2 separate regions of the Homo sapiens genome follow, and region 2 is linked to region 1. A link is a loop called in an ENCODE intact Hi-C map of the cell type or tissue named here. Cell type or tissue: PC-3. All regions are shown on one strand. Each heading gives the region's core, and the rest is flanking DNA. Links, peaks and the distances in the headings are about the cores only.

Region 1 (2,929 bases), core at 203-2,702:
CCTGTAGAAATGACTTTATCTCTAACAAAAAAACTTATCCTCACTCTAAAGTGACCCTGTCCGACATGTCCAGACACTTAGGTGAAGATCGTCATGAATTTACTGGAAGTAAATTAGAAATCCAGGAAGACTTTTATGTTAAATATTGTCCTTGGTGATGAGAAAAGCCCATTTGTATCCATGAATAATAAACAATGTTTCCTCTGACATTCTATTCTCAAAAGTTTTAAAAATGTTCTATTCAAGAAACCAGGATTTTTCTTACATATTTATGCTTATGTGCTCATTTCACTTTTGTTGGACATGGCAAGTGTTGATCAAAAGGAAGAAAGGAAAGAAAGAAAGGAATGATCAATGTAAGAAAAGAACAGAAAAAAATCTAGTGAGTAGAAAGATGGAAAAGGGTATTTTCAATTACAGAAAGAGAAATATTGAATGCGGTATAAGAATAACAAAACTGAACATGAAGAGGAGATATAGATAGATATAGATATAGATATAGATATGGATATAGATATCTATTAGCACCCAAGATGCATCTCTCCACTGCCACCTTGTAATTTGTACAGTTCCTCTTCCAAATTTTACACCGAGTAAGTCTATGCAACCAGTTGATTAAGCAGAAGTTACGCTGTGTAATTTACAGGTTAGGTTATAAACACTGAGCAGAGATTGTCATTGGGCTCTTGCTTGCTTATGCTGTCATTCTCTTTCTCTTTCTTTCATCCCTCACTCTGGGTGAGGTCAGCATCCGTGTGTTGTGTATAGCCTATTAGGAGACCCACCTAGCTGGGAACTGAAGCCTCTTTCTATCAGCCACAGGAATGGGTTTGAAAAGAGATTGCCCAGTGTCTTCAGATGACTGCAGTCACGACTGACAACTTGGTGCAACTTCATGAGAGATGCTGAGCCACAACCACCCAGCTAAGTCATGTTCACATTCCTAACCCTCAGAAACTGTGTGAAATAATAAATGTTTAAATGTTTGTTGTAAGTTCTGAAGTTTTGAAGTAATTTGTTACACAGCAATTGAGAGATAATACGTGAATATATAGATACATTGATGTGTATGTATATGTGTGTATATAAATTTACAATTAACTTTGATGAATGTTGCTGACTAAAGTTAAATATAACAATTTAAAGTCAACATTGTTTTCAGTGCATTATTGGAATAGCTTGGCAGAGTCCTTAAAGTAACCCAAAATATAAATTCCTTCTGCCATCTATTGGTGACTTGAATAACTTCCCAGATTATTTTGTAGTTTTATTCTTTTAAGGATGAGCTATATTTGAAATGTACACAGATATATTCTAAGCTCTTGAATATTAGCTGTTTAATATTGACAAAAATTTTTTATCATTCCTATTATCTCACTAGATAACCACTTATCCTAGAGAAAACATGTTTATTTTAATATAAAAAGTTTTTAAAAATCTTCTTTTTTTGCTACATTATTTCTAAGCTTAGTGTCCTTTAATAAAATATTTAATATTATGCTTTTCAAATTTTATTTTAAAAAATTTCTAAATTCTTAATAATTTACTTTCAGCAAAACTTACTTTCAGCATAGTTTTAGTGTAAAGTGCATTGCATTTTTTCACCTCATACGCTCCCCATGATATTCCCTGCTTCAACTGTCTTAACTGAGCAAAAGAAATAGGAGGCGATTAGCAATGCTCACACAACACTTTATGCAAAATTATTTTCTTTTAGAACAACTAATCTGGTGCCACCTTATAAATGTTTACATTCCACACTTTCAAATTACTGTAGGTGTTTGTTTTTCCCCATACTTTATCTCCTATATTACTTTTATTCTGTACATTATAACATTCAAAGTAATTTCAGAGTGTTAAATAATGATGATAATGAATACCTCAAAAAGAAGAAAGCAAGATATATTAGCGCAATAGAAATATATCAAATAGAAGGATAAACAGATTGATCGATTGATATATAGATCTCATTTGCAAAGATTAGAAGAAAAATTCTAAAAGCAGTAGTAAGTCCAATTCAGACAAACCAAATTTATTCTTTTGTTATACTGGTTTCTCCTGACTATAAATCGTTCTGTCCCAGTGGGCTAGTCATTATAGAAAATTAGTTAGTGTGTTACTTCCATGCTGAGTAGAATAGTTCTGTTATTAAAGCATTTTTTTCCGTAGGCAGTATATTGACACTTGCGTAATTTAAGAAAAAAAAATGAATCTCATCAAACACCTGGTATTCATTAGTGCTTTTTATCCACCTGGTATTCATTAGTACTTTTTATCCATGTATTCCTGCTCAAAATTTTGATCACTTAGTCCCTTCTGTGTAGATGACACAAACAAAGCTCTCTTAAGTGAGAATTTATTTTCATAAGCCAAGCTTACAGCGCAACACAGCACATTTATTTTCCTTTTAATGTTGAAGATGAGATAGAGTTAGTGAGGTATTTACGAAAGAGTTGATTGAAAAGAAATTTATGAGAACACAACTGACATTTTCTCATTTTTGACTTACCTTTTCTGACATCTTATGGGAACTGTGACTGAACCTGTCAAGAAGAAATTAACGAGGACTCAGGGGATAATTTCTTAATGTACAATTAGTGAGCAGTTTTCTTTTATGGCTCCTTTACAAGTAGGATAATACAGAAAATCATCTACAAAGGAAACTCTATTCTCCTGTTTATGATTAATTTTGACGTTGTTAGCAAATGTTTTCTTGTGACCATACTGACCTTACAAATTTGTGTATGAAAACCATGAAGAAAATATTTTTAAAGGGGTTATTCTAAAGTCATTAGTGGCTGAATGACACAATATTTTATAAAATTTTTCATGTTAAATCGAGATGTAAAGATAAATTACTACAGTATATATTTCATTGAAAATTGTATAGAGTAAATTTATATAAACAGAAATTAATAGTTGTTATACC
Region 2 (2,929 bases), core at 240-2,739, 300 kb before region 1:
AACAGTCACAAAAGTCCCCCAGAAAGATTCCTAAACGCTGTGGAAATATAAATCACAATAAAAAAAAAAAACTCTCAAAAGATCGTCTTAGCTGGGGAAAAAAAAATAGTTTGGTCTAAAACTATAGAAATCTCCAAAGTCACGCCTGAATGAGCGCCCAGGTGGCAAACAGAGGACTCTCTCCCACGTCCGATACCACACTCCTTTGTCAAGTTGATATGGGTCCTGTTGGTGAAGCGGGTCCCACAGGGCACAGAGGGTGCAAGAGGGCGTTGCCTTCAGGTGCTGGAGCAACTGGTCCGCTCGCGTCTCAGGTTCAGCACCGACAGCACAGTGGACAGTACCAGCTCCTTTCACCTCCAGTTTGTCTCAGTCACTGAACCAGGCTGATTCTCGCTCCTCCTCCCTAGGCAGGAGCTGCTGCCACTCAACCCGGGGGTGCCCCGCCCCCACCATCTGACGTAACTATTTTGCATATCAACTCGCCGAGAGGTGAGGGGCCGCCCCCTTGACTGGGCTTCTGCTAGAGTCAGCTGCGGCAATCGGGGCAACAAAATTCAGGCTTAACGTCAGCGTGGGCATCTTTGGACTTCAGGATGTATTCTCAACCAGTCCAGTAGAAACTAAACGCTTTGACGGTGCTGGAGCCTTTGCCTTCGCGGGGACTGCCGTTTCTGCGCACTCTAAGATCGCTGCGGGCACAGCTCTGGAAGGAAGACGGGGCGGAGAGAGGGGGCAGTGGAGCACGGAGAGGACCGAGTGGGAGGCGGGTGGGGAGGAGACGGAGAAATAGAATGAATCTATTCAACCATTCTTGAAAACATCTCCAATCCTTTTCATCTTCCTGCCCAAACTTTGCTGCCTCTCCCTGCCATTTGGTTATTTGAACGGATCCGTATTTGGTGTTCCTACTCCCTTCCCTCGGTTCACGGAGCCTCTGGAGGGAGTCGCTGCTGCAGAAACTTGCCTGGAAGAAAAAAAAAAAAATTCTGAGCACTGAGAGAAAACGTGAAAGCTTGCAGCGCTAACCATCATTTCTAAACAGAATCTTAAGGAAAAAAAATACGAGTGCTCCATAGTATATATTATACTTCATATGCGTTCCTATAAAACCTACAGAACCTTCCTTATTCATTCTCATGATTTAAACAAATCCTCAAACTGTATAGACTTGGAGATTCCAGAGGGAAAAAAATTAAATAATAAAAAGTGAAAGTTATCAGCTTCAACTTCCACTGCCAAAATTATGAAGGTTATGCAATATTTATTATGTCTACTATATCAATATTTCTATGAAAGATGGGCTATGCTGGAAGCTTTACATAGCCTTTAGCAATTCTCTCAGTATTTGTGATATTTCTTGTCCCAGTGAAGCTCTAGCCTCCTTGAAGGCAAGAGAAAGGGGGCCTGTCATGCCAAATTCCACAGACTGCTTAAACTTGTAAACAAACACTTTCAGTGAACTGAAGCAATCAATCATCCAGAAGGGTGATTATTCACATTCCATGCACATGTCCCACCTACAGCTATCATGACTTACTTGGACAGAGAAGTGGGTATCTAAAACTAAGCTTAAATTTTCTTAAGTTGGATAAAGCATGTTTAATAAAAAAGGTTGTTTATTCAAATAATGTCATAGCATTTCACACATTGCTTTCCATCAGAATGCATACACACTGATATGTGTCATCATATGCCAGGAGTCTGATATCATCTAGCACTGGATCCACTCACAAGCATTTTTCAGGGACTCTAATCAAAGGAATACACTTACTTATTTCCCCATCAGGAAAAATAATGCATTTTATTTTCTCTAATATTAAGAAGTTATTTGAGGAAGTCTATTTACTTTGTGGACCCATACCCCCAAACTGCTTCTTTCTAGTTACTTAAAAAAGAAGAAATAACAGAGGAAAAAACTATGGTGTTTTTGCTTGAGGGAAGGAACATTTTTTTATTCTGATTCACACCCACATAAAACTTTCTCTATGGCTTTATTCCAGAAATTGCCCATTTCTTTTCTGAACGTACAATCCCCAGTACTATTTCTCCAACACACCTTGACTACAAGTTTTGCATTTTGGGTAATCTGCAATGTTTTTGTTTTCTCAGACAACTACTGATTTTGCATTTGTAAGTGTCAAGTGCCATGACTTTTTGCACAGATATACCCATACATGCATGTATTATGAGTTCTTCAATTCCCAAAGTCATTTTAATAAAGGTGGCAGACACCATGATATGTCAGGAAAGATGATCTGTGGGGGCAGATGGGTGTTGCACAATTACAATTACAATGGAGCCAACTGTATAACTTGAACTTAGGCTGGCTACGGCGCACATGATATGCTTCTTTTGGGAACATCGCATAGCACACTTTGGTCTGCTTCATGCCAATGTGCTGAAATGTCAGAGAAATCTTGATAGTTCACTTTAGCAATATAGAGAGTACATGATGTATGCTTATAAAATTCCACCAAGACCTATGTTGTTTGTATAATGGACATAATTTTTCAGTTTACTCCAGTGATCATAATGTTTTGGACTATGAATTCAATTAAAGCAGTCATAATATTATTGAAAAACCTGAGGGAATAAAACTAGAAAACAAACCTTCCTTTGAAAGATGGAAAGGAAAGCCAAATCATTTTCTCATTTTTTCACTGTCTTTAAAAAGAGGGACAGAAGAAAGAAAGAAAGAAAAGAAAAAAAAAGGAAAAGAGCTATTTTGGGAAGCATGAACAAAGATGAATACATGCAGAAAAGCATTGAGAATATCCTCCTAGCGGATTCTTGGTTTTGTACTGTCCTAAATGGCAATGTGACTGAGGGCAAGTTATTTAAACCTTTTCATCACACACATCATTTGTAAAATATATAGGTTATCCTGTTATCTCCAAAATTCATTACATGCTTGTCATTCTGTAAT

What was found. A loop is a pair of places that touch in the nucleus more often than their neighbours do. Peaks named below come from ENCODE experiments on the same cell type or tissue, not always from the same donor. Only the 100,000 strongest peaks of a DNase experiment are listed, where the experiment ranks them.
Region 2: it touches region 1 in a loop (5-fold over the local background); 3 of 110 quality-filtered maps call a loop at or near these places.

Annotation. Positions count from the first base shown.
Region 1 is chr4:162,460,940-162,463,868 of GRCh38, forward strand. LOC124900804 (a long non-coding RNA gene) reads left to right here. Exons shown (of 2, transcript XR_007058353.1): 2 at 817-994. Among named protein-coding and RNA genes, the nearest start is that of FSTL5, 300 kb to the left of the region's middle. In PC-3, for the core only: a CTCF peak has its summit at 1,226 (motif pointing left); no DNase peak of the experiment used is centred there.
Region 2 is chr4:162,163,623-162,166,551 of GRCh38, forward strand. FSTL5 (follistatin like 5) reads right to left here and starts at 378. Exons shown (of 16, transcript NM_020116.5): 1 at 1-378. RefSeq lists an enhancer at 532-641. In PC-3, for the core only: no CTCF peak of the experiment used is centred there; no DNase peak of the experiment used is centred there; H3K4me3 peaks cover 1,060 bases.